Regions from separate parts of the Homo sapiens genome. Here all the other regions are linked to region 4. A link is a contact called in ENCODE Hi-C or POLR2A ChIA-PET data. All regions are on one chromosome and are shown on one strand. Each heading gives the region's core, a stretch centred on a gene start or an enhancer-like site at or near the end of the contact. The rest is flanking DNA. Distances are from core to core; before and after follow the strand shown. Region 1 holds the start of HCAR3 (hydroxycarboxylic acid receptor 3). Region 2 has its middle 49 kb from the start of MIR9902-1. Region 3 overlaps CCDC62 (coiled-coil domain containing 62). Region 4 overlaps CFAP251 (cilia and flagella associated protein 251).

Region 1 (5,721 bases), core at 2,102-4,601, 720 kb before region 4:
CTGCCTCAGCCTCCCAAGTAGCTGGGACTACAGGTGCCCGCCACGACGCCTGGCTAATTTTTTGTTTTTGTATTTTTAGTAGAGACAGGGTTTCACCGTGTTAGCCAGGATGGTCTCGATCTCCTGACCTCGTGATCCGCCCGCCTCAGCCTCCCAAAGTGCTTGGATTACAGGCGTGAGCCACGGCGCCTGGCCTCTGTTTTTTTTTTTTTTTTTTCTAAACAGAGTTTCACTCTTGTTGCCCAGGCTGTAGTGCAATGGCGTCATCTCAGCTCACCGCAACCTCCGCCTCCTGGGTCCCAGTTCAAGCAGTTCTCCTGCCTCCGCTACTGAGTAGCTGGGATTACAGGCACGCGCCACCACACCCAGCTAAATTTTGTATTTTTAGTAGAGATCTGATTTCACCATGTTGACCAGGCTGGTATCAAACTCCTGACCTCGTGATCCGCCCACCTCAGCCTCCCAAAGTGCTGGGATTACAGGCGTGAGCCACTGTGCCCGGGTTTTTTTGTTTGTTTGTTTGTTTGTTTGGTGGAGTCTCGCTCTGTCACCCAGGCTGCAGTGCAGTGGCACAATCTTGGTTCACTGCAACCTCCAACTCCCTGGTTCAAGCGATTCTCCTGCCTCAGCCTCCCAAGTGGCTGGGATTACAGGCGCCCGCCACCACGCCCAGCTAATTTTTGTATACTTTAGTAGAGACGGGGTTTCACCATATTGGCCAAGATGGTCTGGATCTCCTGACCTTGTGATCCTCCCGTCTCGGCCTCCCAAAGTGTTGGGATTACAGGCGTGAGCCACCGCGCCCGGCCATGCTCTGCTCTTATGAGCTGGGTGGCCCTGAATATTTTATCCTCTCTGAGCTTCACTTTCCTCATTTGAAATCAGAATCAATAATAATACCTTCCACATGGGCTACAGTCAGAGTGAAACAAGCAACTATAAAAGCACTGAGCTCCTGGCTAACATGGTGAAACCCCATCTCTACTAAAAATACAAAAAATTAGCTAGGCGTGGTGGCGGGTGCCTGTAGTCCCAGCTACTCGGGAGGCTGAGGCAGCATGGCGTGAACCCAGGAGGCGGGGCTTGCAGTGAGGCGAGAGCGAGACTTTGTCTCAAAAAAAAAAAAGCACTGAGTATGGGTTCCAGCACATGGGAAGCTCTCTATAATGTAGGTGCCACCATCATCTTCATCATTGTCTTCATCTCACCTGGATCATCATCAAGTACTTGTAGTTCTATGGGAACCTAATATTAGGTCATCCTAACTCTAGTTTACTTGAAGACTCTATAAGCTCCTATTATTGAACCTGCGTTTGCAGCTAAAGAAATAAATTGACATCTTATGGCCGGCAGTGATGGTTCACACCTGTAAGCCCAGCACTTTGGGATGCCAAGGCGGGAGGATCACTTGAAGTCAGGAGTTCAAGACCAGCCTGGCCAAAATGGTGAAATCCATCTCTATTAAAAAATACAAAAATTAGCCAGGCACGGTGGCGGGCACCTGTAGTCTCAGCTACTTGGGAGGCTGAGGCAGGAGAATGACTGGAACCCAGGAGGCAGAGGTTGCAGTGAGCCACTGCACTCCAGCCTGGGCGATAGAGTGAAACTCCATCTCAAAAGAAAAAAAAAAAAAAAGGAAGAAATTTACATTATATAACTCAAAGTAGAAGCAACATAGTTTAGAAGTCTCCTGCATGGAAGAATTCATAAGACCAAAATATTAAAGGGAGAAAACATTCTATAGGATGACACCCAATCGCACTGACAAGCAGAGAAACAATGTGTGCAATGGTGTCCCGCTACAAGGCAGGGTTCCATGTCCTCTTAGGTCCTGTCACTCTAAGTTTAATTTTACAAAAATGGGGGCTTTAAAAATATCACATACTTAGTGGGGGAGGTTTTGCGTGTGTGGAGACAGAGTGCACAGGACCGTCCGTACTTTCTGCTCAATTTTGCTGTGAATCTAAAACTGCCCTAAAAAATAAAGTTCATTAAAAAAAAAAAATCACGGCCAGGCGCAGTGGCTCACGCCTGTAATCACAGCACTTTGGGAGACCGAGGCGGGTGGATCACAAGGTCAGGAGTTCGAGACCAGCCTGGCCAACACAGTGAAACCTCGTCTTTACTAAAAATACAAAAAATTAGCTGGGCGTGGTGGCGCACGCCTGTAGTCCCAGATACTCAGGAGGCTGAGGCAGAAGAATTGCTTGAACCTGGGAGGCGGAGGTTGCAGTGAGCTGAGATTGTTCCACCGTTCTCCAGCCTGGGTGACAGAGTGAGACTCTGTCTCAAAAAAAAAAAATCACATCCTAAGGTCCCAAGGACATAAAACAAGTTAGAGACCTCATCCAGTTTTTTGTTTGTTTCAGGGACCTGCAACCAACTTTCTTACTGACCAGTTTCCTGGGCTGTCTAGAACAGACAGCTTATGGGGTACTAACCCCATGCTCTATCCTAAGGTACCCCTCTTCATGCAGAGCGACACAGAAAAACAAATTTGTAGCACAAAGTACACCCGATTTGCTACAGCTTACAACTAGCCTCATGAATCCTTTTCTCATTAATTCAAAGTTTGCAAAAAAAAGAAATCACATACTTAAATCACTTGAGCACAGAAGCATATCAAAATCTAATATAAACAAACAAAAAACCCAACTTATTTTAACATGCCACTGAAACTGGGCTCAAGTTTTCAAACATCTTATGAAATATTACACTCTCCAGCAGGCTTTTTTTTTTTTCCTAACTGGAGATGAATGGCAGAGTTCTGATATGGAAAAGCACTCCATGTTTGTACAGAAAGGTAGCATAGGAAAAGTGGTCAAATTCAACCAGTCTGTCCTCATCAAACAGGCAACTACTGTCTTCTCAGCATTTCCAAAAGAAATCATATGCCTGCTACTGTTTATGTCATATGCCTGTTAATTTTTCATGCTAATTCTTAGTGTTTCTGGAAAACCTCACTGTTTGGCACCAAAAATTATTATTGCTATTGTTGTTGTTTTGTTAATTATGTCAGCCAAGCAGATGACGGTGAATTAATTCTGCAACGTTGAGTACTCAGTTGGCATACAAGCACCCAGCCTTCCAAAGGGATGTCCTTCATGTTTCACTGATTTTCGAATGACAGTCAGCTTGCCTAAACTTATCCTTTACATTTAAGACATTTGGTGGGTTCCTGTATGCCCAGGGGATTTTTATTATTTGTTTATGCAAACAGCAGGTTGCATAAGAGCCTTGCTGGCTTTTTTTTTTTTTTTTTTAGAGATTTCGTAGTTTCCTGATAACCATTCAGTCATCTATTTCAACACCCTGACATGACATAAAGGCAGGCACGGAACCACACGTTCACCATACAGACACACGCCACTTTGCTGGAGCATTCACTAGGCGAGGCGCTCCATCGGACTCACTAGCTGCACTCATGAATCGGCACCATCTGCAGGATCACTTTCTGGAAATAGACAAGAAGAACTGCTGTGTGTTCCGAGATGACTTCATTGCCAAGGTGTTGCCGCCGGTGTTGGGGCTGGAGTTTATCTTTGGGCTTCTGGGCAATGGCCTTGCCCTGTGGATTTTCTGTTTCCACCTCAAGTCCTGGAAATCCAGCCGGATTTTCCTGTTCAACCTGGCAGTAGCTGACTTTCTACTGATCATCTGCCTGCCGTTCGTGATGGACTACTATGTGCGGCGTTCAGACTGGAAGTTTGGGGACATCCCTTGCCGGCTGGTGCTCTTCATGTTTGCCATGAACCGCCAGGGCAGCATCATATTCCTCACGGTGGTGGCGGTAGACAGGTATTTCCGGGTGGTCCATCCCCACCACGCCCTGAACAAGATCTCCAATTGGACAGCAGCCATCATCTCTTGCCTTCTGTGGGGCATCACTGTTGGCCTAACAGTCCACCTCCTGAAGAAGAAGTTGCTGATCCAGAATGGCACTGCAAATGTGTGCATCAGCTTCAGCATCTGCCATACCTTCCGGTGGCACGAAGCTATGTTCCTCCTGGAGTTCTTCCTGCCCCTGGGCATCATCCTGTTCTGCTCAGCCAGAATTATCTGGAGCCTGCGGCAGAGACAAATGGACCGGCATGCCAAGATCAAGAGAGCCATCACCTTCATCATGGTGGTGGCCATCGTCTTTGTCATCTGCTTCCTTCCCAGCGTGGTTGTGCGGATCCACATCTTCTGGCTCCTGCACACTTCGGGCACGCAGAATTGTGAAGTGTACCGCTCGGTGGACCTGGCGTTCTTTATCACTCTCAGCTTCACCTACATGAACAGCATGCTGGACCCCGTGGTGTACTACTTCTCCAGCCCATCCTTTCCCAACTTCTTCTCCACTTTGATCAACCGCTGCCTCCAGAGGAAGATAACAGGTGAGCCAGATAATAACCGCAGCACGAGCGTCGAGCTCACAGGGGACCCCAACAAAACCAGAGGCGCTCCAGAGGCGTTAATCGCCAACTCCGGTGAGCCATGGAGCCCCTCTTATCTGGGCCCAACCTCAAATAACCATTCCAAGAAGGGACATTGTCACCAAGAACCAGCATCTCTGGAGAAACAGTTGGGCTGTTGCATCGAGTAATGTCACTGGACTCGGCCTAAGATTTCCTGGAACTTCCAGATTCAGAGAATCTGATTTAGGGAAACTGTGGCAGATGAGTGGGAGACTGGTTGCAAGGTGTGACCGCAGGAATCCTGGAGGAACAGAGAGTAAAGCTTCTAGGCATCTGAAACTTGCTTCATCTCTGACGCTCGCAGGACTGAAGATGGGCAAATTGTAGGCGTTTCTGCTGAGCAGAGTTGGAGCCAGAGATCTACTTGTGACTTGTTGGCCTTCTTCCCACATCTGCCTCAGACTGGAGGGGGCTCAGCTCCTGGGGTGATATCTAGCCTGCTTGTGAGCTCTAGCAGGGATAAGGAGAGCTGAGATTGGAGGGAATTGTGTTGTTCCTGGAGGAAGCCCAGGCATCATTAAACAAGCCAGTAGGTCACCTGGCTTCCGTGGACCAATTCATCTTTCAGACAATCTTTAGCAGAAATGGACTCAGGGAAGAGACTCACATGCTTTGGTTAGTATCTGTGTTTCCGGTGGGTGTAATAGGGGATTAGCCCCAGAAGGGACTGAGCTAAACAGTGTTATTATGGGAAAGGAAATGGCATTGCTGCTTTCAACCAGCGACTAATGCAATCCATTCCTCTCTTGTTTATAGTAATCTAAGGGTTGAACAGTTAAAACGGCTTCAGGATAGAAAGCTGTTTCCCACCTGTTTGCTTTTACCATTAAAAGGGAAACGTGCCTCTGCCCCACGGGTAGAGGGGTGCACGTTCCTCCTGGTTCCTTCGCTTGTGTTTCTGTACTTACCAAAAATCTACCATTTCAATAAATTTTGATAGGAGACAGTCTGGCGTTGCTATATCTGGGTTATGGTTCACAGAAATGGACTTCTTACTTAAGCAGAGACCTTTATGGGTTGTTAACTTTGTCCTGGTAGAAAACTACTCCACACTGCAAAGTAAGAAAGAGACACAGACACTGAGCTACATCATGAAACAACTAAGCAGAAATTACACCTGTGTCTAAACAAAGATAGAAAGAGCTGGGATTAAAAATAATTTGGAAGGATAGTACAGATAGGATTGCAAGAGCACTTACATTTTATTAGAGTTTGGTGAATATTGCTCTTCATATTTGTGCATTAAAAAGGGAATCAAGGC
Region 2 (5,990 bases), core at 1,920-4,419, 650 kb before region 4:
AGGGCTAGGTTCTCGTTTAAAAACCTAAACAACTAACATCTTTGACTATCAAGGAAGAAAACACTAAAGAAACACAGATTGTTGGCCAGGCACGGTGGCTCATGCCTGTAATCCCAGCACTTTAAGACTGAGCCCAGTAGTTTGAGACCAGCCTGGGCAACATAGGAAGACACTGTCTTTATTAAATAAATAAAAGGAAATTTTTAATTATTGTTCTGTGTGTTACCAGGAAGGAAATAAAAGCACATGTTGTTTATTAATTATATTCAGGGATGAAAATTATTAAAGACTTACCCATAAAAATCCAAAGGAGGTTTTGATCACCTTTCAAAAAACTACGGTTTCTGTATTATTCAGCCTTGAAAAGGAAGGACGGCTGGGCGTGGTGGCTCACGCTTGTAATCCCAGCATTTTGGGAGGCCAAGGCGGGTGGATCACCTGAGGTCGGGAGTTCAAGACCAGCCTGACCAACTTGGAGAAACCCCGTCTCTACTAAAAATACAAAATTAGCCAGGTGTGGTGGCGCATGCCTGTAATCCCAGCTACTCAGGAGGCTGAGGCAGGAGAATCACGTGAACCCGGGAGGCAGAGGTTGCAGTGAGCCGAGATCATGCCACTGCACTCCAGCCTGGGCAATAAGAGTGAAACACCGTCTCCAAAAAAAAAAAAAGGAAGAAAGAAAGAAAAGAAAAGGAAGGACATTCTGGCCAGGTGCAGTGGCTGTAATCCTAGCACTTTGGGAGACTAAAGCAGGCAGATCGCTTGAGTCCAGGAGTTCGAGACCAGCCTGGGCAACATGGCAAAAACCTGTCTCTACAAAAAAAATGTGAAAATTAGCCAGGCATGCTGGTGTGCACCTGTGGCCCCAGTTACTTGGGAGGCTCAGGTGGGAGGATCTCTTGAGCTTGAGAGGTCAAGGCTACAGCGAGCTGAGATCACATCACTGCACTCCAGCCTGGGCAACAGAGTGAGTTTCTCTCAGAAAAAACAAATAAAATAAACAAAATTGAAAGGGAAGGACATTTTGGCTCACACTGCAAACATGAATGATCATTGAGGACATTATGCTGAGTGAAATAAGCCAGTCACAAAAGGACGAATCTTGCATGATTCCCCTTATACGAGGTCCTTAGATTAGTTGAATCCAGAGACAGAAAGTAGGATGGTGGTTGCCGGGAGCTGGGGTGAGGAAGAATGGGGAGTCAGTGTTTAATGGGTCCAAAGTTTCAGTTTCACAAGATCGAACTGGAGATGGATGGTAGTGATGATTGTATAAGAAAATAAATGTATTTAATGCCACTGGACTGAACACTTAGAAGTTATTAAGACGGCAAATTTTATGTATACTTTACTATAAGTTTTGTTTTTGAGACAGTCTCACTCTTTCGCCCAGGCTGGAATGCAGTGGCACAATCTCGGCTCACTGCAACCTCAGCCTCCAGGTTCAAGCAATCCTCCTGCCTCAGCCTCCCTAGTAGCTGGGATTACAGACATGTGCCACCATGCCCAGCTAATTTTTGTATTTTTAGTAGAGACGGGGTTTTGCCATGTTGGCCAGGCTGGTCTCGAACTCCTGACCTCAGGTGATCCACCTGCCTTGGCCTCCCAAAGTGCTGGGATTAATTACAGGTGTGAGCCACCGTGCCCGGCCTATTTTACTATAATTTTTAAAAACTAAAACATGGAAATAATATGATTCCTAATCTATACTGGGAATGTTCTGTTACCTGATCTGAGTGTTGTCACACGGGCATGATGACTTCATGAAAGTCTATTATAATTTCTGTATTTTTCTGTATGTTAGTTGACTTCAGTAAAACTTATGATTATTACTTCTATTTATTATTATTATCATCATCATTGTTATTAGAGATGGGGTATCATTATATTGCCCAGGCTGGTCTTAAACTCCTGGGCTCGCATAATCTTCCCACCTTGGCTTCCCAAAGTGCTGGGATTACAGGCGTGGGCGACTGTGTCTGGCCAGATTATTTCTAATCAATAACTACACAGAAAGCACACTGTTATTTAAAGGATTCTATACTTCACCCAAAGGCAGAAGCAGTGGAAATTGAGAAAGGAGGTTGTAGTAGGTTGAAGGTTGAAGAGTGCCCTCTGCTAAATTCATGTCTTCCGGGAACCTCAGAAGGTGACCTTATTTGGAAATGGGGTCTTTGCAGATGGAATTAAGATAAGGATCAAGATGAGATCATATAGGATTAGGGTGGGCAATGACAGTGTCCTTAGAAGAGACAGAAGAGGCCAGACAGAGAAGAAGTCCACATGAAGACAGAAGCAGTGATTGGAGTGACGTGGCCATGAGCCAGGGGATGCCTGGAAAAGACAGAGAAGGATCCTCCCCTAGAGACTTTGGAGAGAGTGTGGATCTGCTGGCAGCTTGATTGCTGACTTCTGGCCTCCAGAACTATGAGAAAATAAACTTCTGTTGTTTTGGCGAGGCATGGTGGCTGACACCTGTAATCCCAGCACTTTGGGAGGCCAAGAGCAGGTGGATCACTTGAGGTCAGGAGTTAAAGAACAGCCTGGCCAACATGGCGAAACCCTGTCTCTACTAAAAATTAGCCGTGTGTGGTGGCACATGCCTGTAATTCCAGCTACTTGGGAGGCTGAGGCAGGAGAATCGCTTGAACCCGGGAGGTGGAGGTTGCAGTGAGCCAAGATCACGCCATTGCACTCCAGCCTGGGGGACAGAGTGAGACTCCATCTCCAAAAAAAAAAAAAAGCCAACAAAAAACATCTTTTTCATTGTTTCTTACAACCCTTATCACTTACGTTTTCATTTCACCCTCGCTGTCAGCTTCCCTTTGTCCTTCCGAAAGCACAGAAGTAAAAATGAAACATAGAAAAATCCCACCGGTAATCTAGACCGAGCCAGAAGAATGTACCTTTCTGAGAAAAGACCACCCATCAATAGATCTGCACGTGGGGATCTTGTGTTTACATGCCAAACTCGTGAATGGTAGAGCTGTCACCCTAAATGTGGTACCCTGTGGCCGGTTATGAGTCATTAAAAAAAAGGGAGACAGAGATTCACCGGCACATGTGTTCATACTGCTTGATGATGAAACTTTTCTTAGATCTGACCAAAACACCAACTGCCAAGCACATGGCACCACGGGGAAGGGGGAGGGATGAAGTTTTGTAAATTACCACTTCTTCTTTTGAGGTATGAAATATAATGTGGGTTATGAGTAATGTACCCTTTTAAGATATAACCAAGTTACCAAGCCTACCTAAATAACATCAGAAAACATGAGTTGACAATCATTTGGTTTTGAGGTAATAACATTTCCTCCTGATTCATTACATTAGCTCTTTGAATATAAGGAATGTCCTAATGCTTCCTACATATATGTATATTCATATTAAATGAGACAGTTTCAAGCAATTCCAGGAACTTGGATATTAAGTAACTATCATGTCATAAAGAGGGAGTGGGAGTTAGTTAGGCAAAGAGGGAAGGGGAGCAAAGACTTGAAACAGCATGAAACGTGCAGAGAATTGTATCCCGGATACAAGACAGGGAGTGAAAAAGTCTGACCAGAGAGTCTTTTTTTTTGTTGTTAATTTGTATTTTTGTTTATTTATTTATTTTTGAGACAGTCTTGCTCTGTTGCCCAGGTTGGAGTGCAATGGTGCAATCTTGGCTCACTGCAATCTCCGCCTCCCAGGTTCAAACAATTCTCCTGCCTCAGCCTCCCCAGTAGCTGGGATTACAGGCACGCGCCACCACGCCCAGCTAATTTTTGTATTTTTAGTACAGATGGGGTTTCACCATGTTGGCCAGGCTGGTCTCAAACTCCTGACCTGAAGTGATCCACCTGCCTCAGCCTCCCAAAGTGCTGGGATTATAGCTGTGAGCCACCGTGCCAGCCTTTTGTTGTTAATTTTTAATTTTTAACTTTTAGGTACATAGTAGGTGTATATATTTATGGGATACATGAGATATTTTGACACAGGCATGCCATGCGTAATAATCTCATCAGGGTGAATGGGGTGTCCATCACCTTAAACATTTATCCTTTGGGTTACAAACAATTCAGTTATACTCTTTTAGTTATTTTAAAATGTACAATTAAATTATGTTGACTATAGTCACTCTGTTGTGCTATCAATACCAGGTCTTATTCATTCTTTCTATTTTATTATTATTATTATTATTATTTTTGAGACGGAGTTTCACTCTTGTTGCCCAAGCTGGAGTGCAATGGCGTGATCTCAGCTCACTGCAACCTCTGCCTCCTGGGTTCAAGCGATTCTCCTGCCTCAGTCTCCCGAGTAGCTGGGATTACAGGCACGTGCCCCCACGCTCAGCTAATTGTTTGTATTTTTAGTAGAAACGGGGTTTCACCATGTTAGCCAGGCTGGTCTTGAACCCCTGACCTCAGGTGATCCACCCGCCTCGGCCTCCTGAAGTGCTGGGATTACAGGCATGAGCCACCGTGCCCCGCCCATTCTTTCTATTTTCTGTACCCATTAGCCATCCCCACGTCCCCCTCCTCCCCCAACTCCACTACCCTTCCCAGCCTCTAGTAACCATCCTACTCTCTATCTCCATGAGTTCGATTGTTTCAATTTTTAGCTCTCACAAATAAGTGAGAGCTTGTGAAGTTTGTCTTTCTGTACCTGGCTTATTTCATTTAACAGAATGACCTCCAGTTTCATCCATGCTGTTGCAAATGACAGGACCTTATTCTTTTTTATGGCTGAATAGTACTCCATTGTGTATATGTAGCATATTTTCTTTATCTGTTGATGGACACTTAGGTCTCTTCAAGTCTTAGCTATTGTGAATAGGGCTGCAATAAACATGGAGTGCAGCTATCTCTTCCATATACTGATTTCCTTTCTTCTAGGTATACACTCAGTAGTGGGATTGCTGGATCATATGGTAGCTCTATTTTAAGTTTGTTAAAGAACCTCCAAACTTCTCCATAGTGGTTGCACTGATATGGGAGTGCTGGGAGGGGAAGAGCGTGGTCCCTTTAAATGATATGGAAGGGGGGAAGGGAAATGCTGGGTAAAGGAGGGTGTGGTAACTGGCTAGGGCTCCACCCCTACGGACCTAGGTAAGGACAGGCACTCCTGCCTTCCGCGCCCAAATGTTGCATTTCCCATGACTACTCTGGCCCCCCATGCCCCCATCCTGTGCCTATAAAAACCCGAGACCGGCCAGGCGCTGTGGCTCATGCCTGTAATCCCAGCACTTTGGGAGGCTGAGGCGGACGGATCACGAGGTCAGGAGATCAAGACCATCCTGGCTAACACGGTGAAACCCCGTCTCTACTAAAAATACAAAAATAAAAAATTAGCCGGGCGTGGTGGCGGGCGCCTGTAGTCCCAGCTACTCAGGAGGCTGAGGCAGGAGAATGACTTGAACCCGGGAGGCGGAGCCTGCAGTGAGCCGAGATCGCGCCACTGCACTCCAGCCTGGGCGACAGAGCGAGACTCCATCTCAAAATAAAATAAAATAAAATAAAACCCCGAGACCCTAGCAGGCAGACACAGGTGGCTGGACATCGAGAGGACATCGAGGGTAGCACGCTGGCGGAAGAGCACATAGTCAGACACTGGCATGCCTACAGGCCATCAGGCCATTGACTGGGGGAATGAGGCGGAGTTTGGCCTGGGCAGTCGGAGGAGAGCCCGGGCTGCGAAGAAGCCGCCCGACTCCCGAAGAAAACCATCTCCTTTCTGGCTCCCCTATCTGCTGAGAGCTACTTATCAATAAAACCTTGCACTCTCATTCGCCAAGCCCAGTGTGATCCGATTCTTCCAGTACACCAAGGCAAGAAACCCCGGGATACAGAAATCCCTCTGTCCTTGTGATAAGGGGGCCTAATTCAGCTTGTTAACACAAGCCGCCTATAGATGGCTAAACTAAAAGAGCACACTGTAACACACGCCCACTGGGGCTTCAGCTATAAACACTCACCCCTAGACGCTGCCGTGGGGTTGGAGTCCCACAG
Region 3 (6,049 bases), core at 698-3,197, 820 kb before region 4:
AATTTTAAATTTCGCTTTTTAAAAGACACTGTTAAGAAAAGCCAGGCCAGGCACAGCGGCTCACGCCTATAATCCCAGCACTTTGGGAGGCTGAGGCAGGAGGATTGCTTGAACCCAAGAGTTTGAGACCAGCCTGGGCAACATTGTGGGACCCTGTTTCTACAAAAAATAAAAACATCAGCTGGGTGTGGTTTCGTGTACGTGTAATCCCAGCTACTCAGGAGGCTGAGGTGGGAAGATCACTTGAGCCTGGGAGTTGGAGGTTCAAGTTGGCCCTGCATTCCAGCCTGGGTGACAGAGCAAGACTGTCTCTAAAAAACAAATAAATAAGCTGAGCATGGTGGCTCATGCTGATAGTCCCAACACTTTGGGAGGCTGAGGCAGGAGGATTACTTGAGGCCGGGAGTTCAAGCAGCCTGGCAAACAGAGTGGGCATGGCAGTGCGTGCCTGTGGTCCCAGCTACTTGGGAGACTGAGGTGGGAGGATTGCTTGAGCCCAGGAATTTGAGGCTGCAGTGAGCTGTGATCACGCCTGCGAATAGCTACTGCACTCCAGCCTGGGCAACAGAGGAAGATGCTGTCTCAAAAATAAATAAATACACAAAATTAAAATTAGGCCGGGCAGGGTGGCTCATGCTTGTAATCCCAACACTTTGGGAGGCCAAGGCAGGTGGATCACTTGAGGTCAGGAGTTCGAGACCAGCCTGGTCAACATGGTGAAACCCCGTCTCTAATAAAAATGCAAAAATTAGTGAGGCATGGTGGCAGGTGCCTGTAATCTCAGCTACTTGGGAGGCTGAAACAGGAGAATTGCTTGAACCCAGGAGGCAGAGAATTGCAGTGAGCTGAGATCGTGCCATTGCACCCCAGCCTGGGCAACAAGAGCAAAACTCAGTCTCAAAAAAAAAAAAAAAAAAATTAAAAGTCCATATCTGTTAGAGAGACATCATGATCATGAAATATTTATGAGTGACATGATATGATGCTGAGCTAAAATGCTTCCAAAGAAAACGTGTATGGATGGGGTAAGATAAAATCGATGGTGGTCAAAGGTGAGTGACCGTGCCATTCTTTCCACTTCAGTGCATATTTGAAATTTTCTTTCTTTCTTTCTCTCTCTCTTTTTTTTTTTTTTTTTTTTTTGAGGTGGAGCTTTGCTCATTGCCAAGGCTGGAGTGCAATGGCACAATCTCGGCTTACCATAACCTCCACCTCCGGGGTTCAAGCAATTCTCCTGTCTCAGCCTCCCGAGTAGCTGGGATTACAGGCATGTGCCACTATGTCCGGCTAATTTTGTATTTTTAGTAGAGACGGGGTTTCTCCATGTTAGTCAGGCTGGTCTTGAACTCCTGACCTCAGGTAATCCACCCGCCTCGGCCTCCCAAAGTGCTGGGATTACAGGCATGAGCCACCACGCCCGGCCTTGAAACTTTCTATAATAAAATTTGGTTTTTTAAAACATTTCCAGCTGGCCGTGGTGGCTCACGCCTGTAATCCTAGCACTTTGGGAGGCCAAGGTGGGTGGATCACTGGAGATCAGGAGTTTGAGACCAGCCTGGCCAACATGGTGAAACCCTGTCTCTACTAAAAATATAAAAATTAGCCGGGCATGGTAGAGTAGGCCTTTAGTCCCAGTTACTTGGGAGGCTGAGGCAGGAGAATCACTTGAACCCGGGAGGTGGAGGTTGCAATGAGCTGAGATCGTGCCACTGCACCTCAGCCTGGGCGACAAGAGCAAAACTCTGTACCCGCCCCCTCCAAGAAAAAAGTCCCCAAGAATTTATCTTCATATGCCCCAGATCATTAGAAAGAGGAAGTTTGGGTCCAGTGACATCTAAGTGTAACTTTTTCCTCCTTAAAACAAGCATGTTCCCTTTCCTCCCTAGAGACACAGAAACTCTCCCTCTAACAGAAAGGCCGCCCTGCCGGTGATATTTGCACACTGGTGTTCAGTGGTGTGTTTGGATGTGACAAATATAGTCAAGAGAAAATGAAACGCATACATTTGTGGCACTGCCAGTGAGATTCTCATGGCTGATGGGCAGCAGTGTGCTCAGCTCCAGGTCCGTCACCATCTGACGAGATTCCGCCAGCAAACGCTGGAGCTTGCTCGTGGGCGAGAAATCATCCTGGGAGGGTAACACAATTGAAGCCTACAGGAAATTAAGAGGCACCTTTAAATGCTTAGGTTTACAAACACAAATGCTAACTACCTAGGAATATTGTTTTCTTTTTTCTTTCTCTTGCTCTGACGCCCAGGCTGAAGTGCAGTGGCACAATCACAGCTGATTGCCTCAAGCTCCTGGGCTCGAGTGATCCTCCTGCCTCAGCCTCCTGAAAAGCTGGGACCATAGGTGTGTGCAACCACACCGAGCAATTTTTTTTTTGGTAGAGGTGGGATCTCACTATGTTGCCCAGGCTGGTCTTGAACTCCTGGCCTCAAGTTACCCTCCTGCCTCGGCCTCCCAAAGTGCTGGGGTTATAGGCGTGAGCCACTACACCCGATCACCTGTGAATATTTCTTTGTCTTTAGGTGTTACAAAGCAAAGCTGGACATCAAATAGTAGAATAAGAATAACTAAATTCATTCCTTTTCTTTCTTTCTTTCTTTCTTTCTTTCTTTCTTTCTTTCTTTCTTTCTTTCTCTCTCTCTCTCTCTCTCTCTCCCTCCCTCTCTCTCTCTTTCTTTTTTTTTTTTTTTGAGACGGAGTCTCGCTCTGTCACCCAGGCTGGAGTGCAGTGGCATCATCTCGGCTCACTTCAAGCTCCACCCACCTCAGCCTCCCAAGTAGCTGGGACTACAGGCACCCACCACCATGCCTGGCTAATTTTTTTTTGTATTTTTTAGTAGAGACGGGGTTTCACCACGTTAGCCAGAATGGTCTCAATCTCCTGACCTCGTGATCTGCCTGCCTCAGCCTCCCAAAGTGCTGGGATTACAAGTGTGAGCCACCGCACCCGGCCTCTTTTTTTTTTTTTTGAGACGGAGTTTTGCTCTTGTTGCCTAGGCTGGAGTGCAATAGTGTAACCTCAGCTCACTGCAACCTCCACCTCCCGGGTTCAAGTGATTCTCCTGCCTCAGCCTCCCGAGTAGATGCGGCTACAGTTGCCCGCCACCACACCTGGCTAATTTTGTATTTTTAGTAGAGACAGGGTTTCACCATGTTGGCCAGGCTGGTCTTGAACTTCTGACCTCCAGTGATCCATCCGCCTCGAACTCCCACAGTGCTAGGATTACAGGCGTGAGCCACTGCACCCAGCCCCCTTTATTTCTTAGAACCTACTCAGTTAAATAATTTGACTTAAACAGAACTTACTACAGCTAATGAAGTAACACCCATGCGATAAAAGAATCCTAGGCATTGGTTAACTCTCCTCAACCAACTTGTCAATGCTGTATTTAGCATGTCAAAATACTTGCAAAATAGGACAACATTAAAGGCTTATAAGCCTTGAAAAATATGTGGGTATGTGCCTTCGTTTATTCCTATTAAATTTCAACTTTGGGATGTGAAGTTTGGCATGAAAATTAGTCACTGCCAATTGCTCTTAAAGGGGCCTAGACTGAATTTTTTTTTTTTTTTTTTTTTTTTTTTTTTTTGCAGATGGAGTCTCACTCTGTTGCCAGGCTGGAGTGCAGTGGCGTGATCTCAGCTCACTGCAACCTCCAACTCCCGGGTTCAAGCAATTCTCCTGCCTTTCAGCCTCCCGAGTAGCTGGGACTACAGGCATGTGCCACCACGCCCAGCTAATTTTTGTATTTTTCGTAGAGACGGGGTTTCACCATGTTGGTCAGGATGGTCTCGATCTCCTGACCTTAGGTGATCCCCCTTCCTTAGCCTCCAAAAGTGCTGCGAGTACAGGCATGAGCCACCACCTGATTTTTTTTTTTTTTTAAGAAAACTTAATTTCAGCCGGGCACGGTGGCTCACGCCTGTAATCCCAGCACTTTGGGAGGCTGAGGCGAGCAGATCACCTGAGGTTGGGAGTTTGAGACCAGCCTGACCAACATGGAGAAACCCCGTCTCTACTAAAAATACAAAATTAGCCGGGCGTGGTGGCACATGCCTGTAATCCCAGCTACTAGGGAGGCTGAGGCAGGAGAATCGCTTGAACCTGGGAGGCGGAGGTTGCGGTGAGCCGAGATCGTGCCATTGCACTCCAGCCTGGGCAACAAGAGTGAAACTCCGTCTGAAAAAAAAAAAAAAAAAAGGAAACTTAATTTCTTTTTATTTATTTATTTATTTTTTATTATTATACTTTAGGTTCTAGGGTACATGTGCATAACGTGCAGGTTTGTTACATATGTATACATGTGCCATGTTGGTGTGCTGCACCCATTAACTCATCATTTACATTAGGTATATCTCTTAATGCTATCCCTCCCCCCTCCCCCCACCCCACAACAGGCCCCAGTGTGTGATGTCCCCCTTCCTGTGTCCAAGTGTTCTCATTGTTCAATTCCCACCTATGAGTGAGAACATGCAGTGTTTGGTTTTTTGTCCTTGTGATAGTTTGCTGAGAATGATGGTTTCCAGCTTCATCCATGTCCCTACAAAGGACACGAACTCATCATTTTTTATGGCTGCATAGTATTCCATGGTGTATATGTGCCACATTTTCTTAATCCAGTCTATCATTTTTGGACATTTGGGTTGGTTCCAGGTCTTTGCTATTGTGAATAGTGCCACAATAAACATACGTGTGCACGTGTCTTTATAGCAGCATGATTTATAATCCTTTGGGTATATACCCAGTAATGGGATGGCTGGGTCAAATGGTATTTCTAGTTCTAGATCCCTGAGTAATCGCCACACTGTCTTCCACAATGGTTGAACTGGTTTACAGTCCCACCAACAGTGTAAAAGTGTTTCTATTTCTCCACATCCTCTCCAGCACCTGCTGTTTCCTGACTTTTTAATGATCGCCATTCTAACTGGTGTGAGATGGTATCTCATTGTGGTTTTGATTTGCATTTCTCTGATGACCAGTGATGATGAGCATTTTTTCATGTGTCTGTTGGCTGCATAAATGTCTTCTTTTGAGAAGTGTCTATTCATATCCTTCGCCCATTTGTTGATGGGGTTGTTTGTTTTTTTCTTGTAAATTTGTTGGAGTTCATTGTAGATTCTGGATATTAGCCTTTTGTCAGATGAATAGATTGCAAAAATTTTCTCCCATTCTGTAGGTTGCCTGTTCACTCTGATGGTAGTTTCTTTTGCTGTGCAGAAGCTCTTTAGTTTAATTAGAACCCATTTGCCGATTTTGGCTTTTGTTGCCATTGCTTTTGGTGTTTTAGACATGAAGTCCTTGCCCATGCCTATGTCCTGAATGGTATTGCCTAGGTTTTCTTCTAGGGTTTTTATGGTTTTAGGTCTAACATTTAAGTCTTTAATCCATCTTGAATTAATTTTTATATAAGGTGTAAGGAAGGGATCCAGTTTCAGCTTTCAGCATATGGCTAGCCAGTTTTCCCAGCACCATTTGTTAAATAGGGAATCCTTTCCCCATTTCTTGTTTTTGTCAGGTTTGTCAAAGATCAGATAGTTGTAGATGTGTGGTATTATTTCTGAGGGCTCTGTTCTGTTCCATTGGTCTATATCTCTGTTTTGGTACCAGTACCATGCTGTTTTGGTTACTGTAGCCTTGTAGTATAGTTTGAAGTCAGGTAGCGTGATGCCTCTAGCTTTGTTCTTTTGGCTTAGGATTGACTTGACAATGCGAGCTCTTTTTTGGTTCTATATGAACTTTAAAGTATTTTTTTCCAATTCTGTGAAGAAAGTCATTGGCACCTCGCCATAGCCAGATGGTGTTTCACCATGTTGACCAGGCTGGTCTTGAACTTCTGACCTCAGGTGATCCACCCGCCTCAGCCTCCCAAAGTGCTGGGATTACAGGCATGAGCCACCACGCCCAGCCTATTATTATTTTTTAAGACAGGGTCTGGCTCTGTCGCCCAGGCTGAAGTGCAATGGCACAATCTCAGCTTGCTGCAGCCTCCGCCTCCCGGGCTCAAGTGATTCTTCCACGTCAACCTCTTGAGTGGCTG
Region 4 (5,810 bases), core at 1,589-4,088:
TCTGAAGCTTATTGAGACTATGTACGTAAAGTGCTTAACATAATGCCTAACACATAGCAAGCATTCAACAGACAGTAATTATTCTTGTGATTATTATTTTTTTTTTAATTTATTTTTTTATTGATAATTCTTGGGTGTTTCTCACAGAGGGGGATTTGGCAGGGTCATGGGACAATAGTGGAGGGAAGGTCAGCAGATAAACAAGTGAACAAAGGTCTCTGGTTTTCCTAGGCAGAGGACCCTGCGGCCTTCCGCAGTGTTTGTGTCCCTGATTACTTGAGATTAGGGATTGGTGATGACTCTTAACGAGCATGCTGCCTTCAAGCATCTGTTTAACAAAGCACATCTTGCACCGCCCTTAATCCATTTAACCCTGAGTGGACACAGCACATGTTTCAGAGAGCACAGGGTTGGGGGTAAGGTCACAGATCAACAGGATCCCAAGGCAGAGGAATTTTTCTTAGTGCAGAACAAAATGAAAAGTCTCCCATGTCTACTTCTTTCTACACAGACACGGCAACCATCCGATTTCTCAATCTTTTCCCCACCTTTCCCGCCTTTCTATTCCACAAAGCCGCCATTGTCATCCTGGCCCGTTCTCAATGAGCTGTTGGGCACACGTCCCAGACGGGGTGGTGGCCGGGCAGAGGGGCTCCTCACTTCCCAGTAGGGGCGGCCGGGCAGAGGCGCCCCTCACCTCCCGGACGGGGCGGCTGGCCGGGCAGGGGGGCTGACCCCCCCCACCTCCCTCCCGGACGGGGCGGCTGGCCGAGCGGGGGGGCTGACCCCCCCACCTCCCTCCCGGACGGGGCGGCTGGCCGGGCAGAGGGGCTCCTCACTTCCCAGTAGGGGCGGCCGGGCAGAGGCGCCCCTCACCTCCCGGACGGGGCGGCTGGCCGGGCGGGGGGGCTGACCCCCCCCACCTCCCTCCCGGACGGGGCGGCTGGCCGGGCAGAGGGGCTCCTCACTTCCCAGTAGGGGCCGCCGGGCAGAGGCGCCCCTCACCTCCCGGATGGGGCGGCTGGCCAGGCGGGGGGGCTGACCCCCCCCCCACCTCCCTCCCGGACGGGGCGGCTGGCCGGGCGGGGGGCTGACCCCCCCACCTCCCTCCCGGACGGGGTGCTGGCCGGGCAGAGGGGCTCCTCACTTCCCAGTAGGGGCGGCCGGGCAGAGGCGCCCCTCACCTCCCGGACGGGGCGGCTGGCCGGGCGGGGGGGCTGACCCCCCCCACCTCCCTCCCGGACGGGGCGGCTGGCCGGGCGGGGGGCTGACCCCCCCACCTCCCTCCCGGACGGGGTGCTGGCCGGGCAGAGGGGCTCCTCACTTCTCAGACGGGGTGGTTGCCAGGCAGAGGGTCTCCTCACTTCTCAGACGGGGCGGCCGGGCAGAGACGCTCCTCACCTCCCAGACGGGGTCTCGGCCGGGCAGAGGCACTCCTCACATCCCAGATGGGGCGGCGGGGCAGAGGCGCTCCCCACATCTCAGACGATGGGCGGCCGGGCAGAGACGCTCCTCACTTCCTAGATGTGATGGCGGCTGGGAAGAGGCGCTCCTCACTTCCTAGATGGGATGGCGGCCGGGTGGAGACGCTCCTCACTTTCCAGACTGGGCAGCCAGGCAGAGGGGCTCCTCACATCCCCGACGATGGGCGGCCAGGCAGAGACACTCCTCACTTCCCAGACGGGGTGGCGGCCGGGCAGAGGCTGCAATCTCGGCACTTTGGGAGGCCAAGGCAGGCGGCTGGGAGGTGTAGGTTGTAGTGAGCCGAGATCACGCCACTGCACTCCAGCCTGGGCACCATTGAGCACTGAGTGAACGAGACTCCGTCTGCAATCCCGGCACCTCGGGAGGCCGAGGTTGGCGGATCACTCGCGGTTAGGGGCTGGAGACCGGCCCGGCCAACACAGCGAAACCCGGTCTCCACCAAAACCAGTCAGGCGTGGCGGCGCGTGCCTGCAATCGCAGGCACTCGGCAGGCTGAGGCAGGAGAATCAGGCAGGGAGGTTGCAGTGAGCCGAGATGGCAGCAGTACAGTCCAGCTTCGGCTCCGCATGAGAGGGAGACCGTGGGGAGAGGGAGAGGGAGAGGGAGACGGAGAGGGAGAGGGAGTGGGAGAGGGAGAGGGAGAGCTCTTGTGATTATATTTTTCTATGCACTTGCTAATTACAATACATGTAATCATAACATAAGATAAATTATAATTTGGCTGGGTGGGGTGGCTTACGCCTGTAATCCCAGCACTTTAGGAGGCTGGAGTGGGTAGATCGTTTTAGGAGCTTGAGACAGCCTGGGCTGTGAAATCCTGTCTCTACAAAAAAGACAACAAATTAGCTTGGCGTGGTGGCGCATGTGCCTGTAGTCCCAGCTACTTGGGAGGCTGAGATGGGAGGATCACCTGAGCCCGGGAGGTGGAGGCTGCACTGAGCCGTGATTGTGCCACTGCACTCCAGCCTGGGCAACAGGAGTGAGGAGTAAGACCCTGTCTGAAAAAGAAAAAAAAAAGAAATAATATATATAAATATATATAAATTACCAATGTAATATATGATTTAACTCAGTTCAGAACAGGAGACTAAGACGACAAAAGGAATTCATAAGGGCCTGAGTTACTCATACCCAGAGAGTTCCAAAGAGCTCAGCAAACATTCACAGCACAAACCACTCAGCATGTGATTCACCTCTTACTCTCTCTTCCCGTATGACTGATCAAGAATCACTACTCAACAAGCACGGAGTTGGCAGCTTCGGCATCACTGACATTTCCTTCCTGAGCCGACTTCGCAAGTGTTCGTTGAAAAGGCAGGTTCTGCTACTTGTCTGAACAAAGTTCATGCTTGGGAGAGGAACCTCGGAGCTGGAAATAGAACGCAGAGCTTGTTCTGAACGCCCCCGTGTGAAGATGGCTTGAGAGAAGCAGGAGTCCTAGCTGAGCGGCCCAGACGCACTGGTGGTTGTCAGTCAGCCTGGCCTTTGATTGGCATTCTCACGCCTGCTAAGGCGGGGCTTTATTCCATTCACCTGGAGAGCTTAAACAGTTCTGAGGCCCAGATCCTATTCCCTGAGAACCTGATTTTTTTTTTTAGATGATAGTCTCACTCTGTCGCCCAGGCAGGAGTCCAGTGGCGTGATCTCGGATCACAGCAACCTCCACCTCCTGAGTCCAACCAATTCTCCTGCCTCAGCCTCCCAAGTAGCTGGGACTACAGGCGCGCGCCACCACAGCTGGCTAATTTTTGTATTTTTAGTAGCAACAGGGTTCCTACTGTTGGCCAGGCTGGTCTCAAACTCTTGACTTCAAGTGATCTGCCTGCCTCGGCCTCCCAAATTGCTGGGATTACAGGAATGAGCCACCACAACCAGCTGAGATCCTGATTTAATTGGTCTGGGGACCAAATTTTTGGAAGCTTCTCATTCGAATGATTTGAATGCGTAGCCAAGCTTGAGAAACATGGCTGGAAGGCAAAGGCTCGCTGACATGTCAGGCTTCACAATGACCGGGAGGTCTTGTTCAAACAGACTGCTGGTCCCACCTGGGGGGTTTCTGAGTCTGGGATAGGGTCTGACCATTTGCATTTCTTGTAAGTCCCTAGGTCACGTGAAGTCAATCCTGTTGGTCTGGGGACCACACTTTGAATACTGCTGCTCTTAGACCACAGGGGTTCACGGAGGTGATACTGGTGCCAAAATGAATCAGCCCCAAGCTTGTGACTTTCAGTAGAGAGTAATAATGGGTGGCAGCTGCGGTGCACGCTCTAATTCTTTGGGCTCACATCTGTTTTCCCCATTAAGCTGTAGCCAGAGCTTTCATCTCTATTTCCCCGGCAGCTTAGTTCAGAGCCTGGCACATTATAGAGGCTCAGAGAAATGTTTACTGAATGGATAGATAGATGGATGAATGGATGAATGAATGAATGATGAAGTAAATAATGTGGACACAAGTGAGGCCACAAAAAGAATTCTCTTGAAACTCACAAGAAGCTTAGAATAATCATTTAGTGCCCTAGTTAATTTTACTCGATTTACTAGTAGTTACTGAGCATTTGGTTTAGTGCAAAGCCAATGAAATACAAGTCTCTCAATTATTACTAGAACAGTTCTGCATTCTGGTTTTCAATCTTAGTCACTGGGGTCAGCAAATATTTATTCAGTGTCTATTAAGGTCTGGGCCATGTGAAGAGATGCTCAAGAGACGATATACACAAGGAAAGCGAACTAACAGGCTCCATCGCCAAGGTCCTCAGCCCTGGCTGCCTGGGGCTTTAAAAACTGTCCATGCTTAGACTCCACCCCTAGGTTCTGTTGCACAAGGCTGGGGCCCAGGTGTAAAAATCAGGTGTAAAAATACTGATGTATTTTTTTAAGTGCCCTCAACTGATTTTAAAAGGTTGGCTACCGTGGCTCTAGAAGATTCAGTGCCAAGATGCAGGAGAACATCATCAAAGGTTGGAGGAGCTCTCAGCCAGGTGGGCTTCGGGAAGGCTTCCTGGAAGAGGTGGGCCTACTGCAGAGCCATGAAGGGTTTGGCCAGTAGGAGGTCAGAGGAAGACACTGTATGCTGGGAAACAAGCATGAGGAGGAGGGTGCAGAGGAGGTGCCCACCCCGAGCCCATGCACCCAATTCTAGACCACACTCTGGGTACCTGAACCCGAGGCTTCTCTCCCCTACATAACCTAAGCCCACTTCCGGGGCCCATGGGGATCTCACCCTCCTGAGGCCAACCTGTGCCCCTGGTGTTGCCCACCCATAGGCCTGAAGGGTGCCCCGGGGCTGCTGTTTGGAGAGTATAGAGAAGGGTCCACCTCCTGAATGCCATGCACACAGTGGCCAGGGATGGGGTCAGAGCTGGGAGGACACATGGGGCAGGCCCAGCTTGGCTTGGCCCTGCATGCTGCCCATTCGGGTGTGAACTTTGAATCAGCTCATGTTGAAGGTTGAACTGTCAAGGGGGAATATTTATTTATCAGCTTGTTGCTTGATTGGTAACTTTTAAACATTTAGACATACAGCATCTGGGCCTCTGTTGCCCCGACTGCTCCAGGCCCCAAGACATGAGGGTGGCCTCTTGGTGGTGGGCTGGAGTCCCCTCACCCGAGAGCATCTTATTTCTGCCTCTGTCATTGATGACGCAGGCCTTTGGGTCTGTGATCCCTGCTGTCAGCCTCAGGAAGCCATTGATGTCCTTAGAATTATGTTCTATAATTAAGTTTTACAACCTCCCTATTAAATGGAGAGGAACACGATATATTTGAACTGGGGCCATTCCTTGTTTTTATAAGCAGGCTCCTGGTGGGGGCAGGTTTGCTTTTCTAATGGTTTCATGGACCAGTAGGACTGGGAGCACTCACCCTCTTCCCCACGCCCTCTTCCCAACGCACAATACCCTCTAGAACATTCTCAACTAATGGGGCACAGTGTCTTGTTCCCACTCATCATCTTCACTCATACCCTCCCCTGGTCACCCCCTGCATCTCCTCGCTGACCCGGGGCAGGGAGTAGTGGGCTGAGGAGGGGGCGTAAGGGCTGGGCAGCGTCACTGCATGGCCACATCTGGAGACCCCTGTGAGCGCCCCCTCTGCGATTCATGCAACACTGTGACCCCAACTGCTCCATACCTCCCTCCAGGAACTAGATCTGGATGGCGACTGCCTCTTTTTCCAGGAGTGGGGCATGCATGCACAGTTCTGCCCTCTGGACGCAGTCTCAGGTGACAGCAGCCAAGGCCTGGCCTGGTGCTCTTGCCCACTGTCTTCTACTCCATGTGAACAACACCCATTCACAGGGCCCTTTAGAGTGACTGTCACCCTGCCCT

Evidence for each region. A loop is a pair of places that touch in the nucleus more often than their neighbours do. ChIA-PET counts read pairs that join two places held with the same protein, here RNA polymerase II (POLR2A). Pooled maps may share reads with other maps.
Region 1: a map of transverse colon shows a loop between it and region 4 (11-fold over the local background). The contact joins the promoter of HCAR3 here to the enhancer-like site in region 4. A Hi-C loop is called at or near these places in 1 of 168 maps with a recorded cell type or tissue (transverse colon), 3 of 37 single-sample maps with no recorded cell type and 5 of 50 pooled maps.
Region 2: a pooled map shows a loop between it and region 4 (10-fold over the local background). The contact joins two enhancer-like sites. A Hi-C loop is called at or near these places in 2 of 37 single-sample maps with no recorded cell type and 3 of 50 pooled maps. POLR2A ChIA-PET finds 5 or more read pairs at or near these places in 1 of 52 experiments (activated T-cell).
Region 3: a map with no recorded cell type shows a loop between it and region 4 (6-fold over the local background). The contact joins two enhancer-like sites. A Hi-C loop is called at or near these places in 2 of 37 single-sample maps with no recorded cell type and 2 of 50 pooled maps. POLR2A ChIA-PET finds 5 or more read pairs at or near these places in 1 of 52 experiments (PC-9).

What each region holds. Positions count from the first base shown.
Region 1 is chr12:122,714,441-122,720,161 of GRCh38, reverse strand. HCAR3 (hydroxycarboxylic acid receptor 3) reads left to right here and starts at 3,351. Exons shown (of 1, transcript NM_006018.3): 1 at 3,351-5,406. The coding sequence starts at 3,425. The coding sequence ends at 4,588.
Region 2 is chr12:122,644,115-122,650,104 of GRCh38, reverse strand. No RefSeq gene overlaps it. Among named protein-coding and RNA genes, the nearest start is that of MIR9902-1, 49 kb to the left of the region's middle. RefSeq lists enhancers at 2,743-2,802, 2,893-2,962. Within about 2 kb of position 3,169, at least 3 of the 41 ENCODE cell types and tissues checked have a DNase peak (open chromatin) inside an H3K27ac peak, as active enhancers do.
Region 3 is chr12:122,809,374-122,815,422 of GRCh38, reverse strand. CCDC62 (coiled-coil domain containing 62) reads right to left here. Exons shown (of 13, transcript NM_201435.5): 11 at 2,004-2,153. Among named protein-coding and RNA genes, the nearest start is that of HIP1R, 23 kb to the left of the region's middle. RefSeq lists an enhancer at 1,746-1,825 and a silencer at 3,011-3,186. Within about 2 kb of position 1,947, at least 2 of the 41 ENCODE cell types and tissues checked have a DNase peak (open chromatin) inside an H3K27ac peak, as active enhancers do.
Region 4 is chr12:121,989,264-121,995,073 of GRCh38, reverse strand. All of the region lies in intron 19 of CFAP251 (cilia and flagella associated protein 251), which reads right to left. Among named protein-coding and RNA genes, the nearest start is that of BCL7A, 30 kb to the left of the region's middle. RefSeq lists a silencer at 1-51 and enhancers at 2,808-2,907, 3,990-4,039. Within about 2 kb of position 2,838, at least 13 of the 41 ENCODE cell types and tissues checked have a DNase peak (open chromatin) inside an H3K27ac peak, as active enhancers do.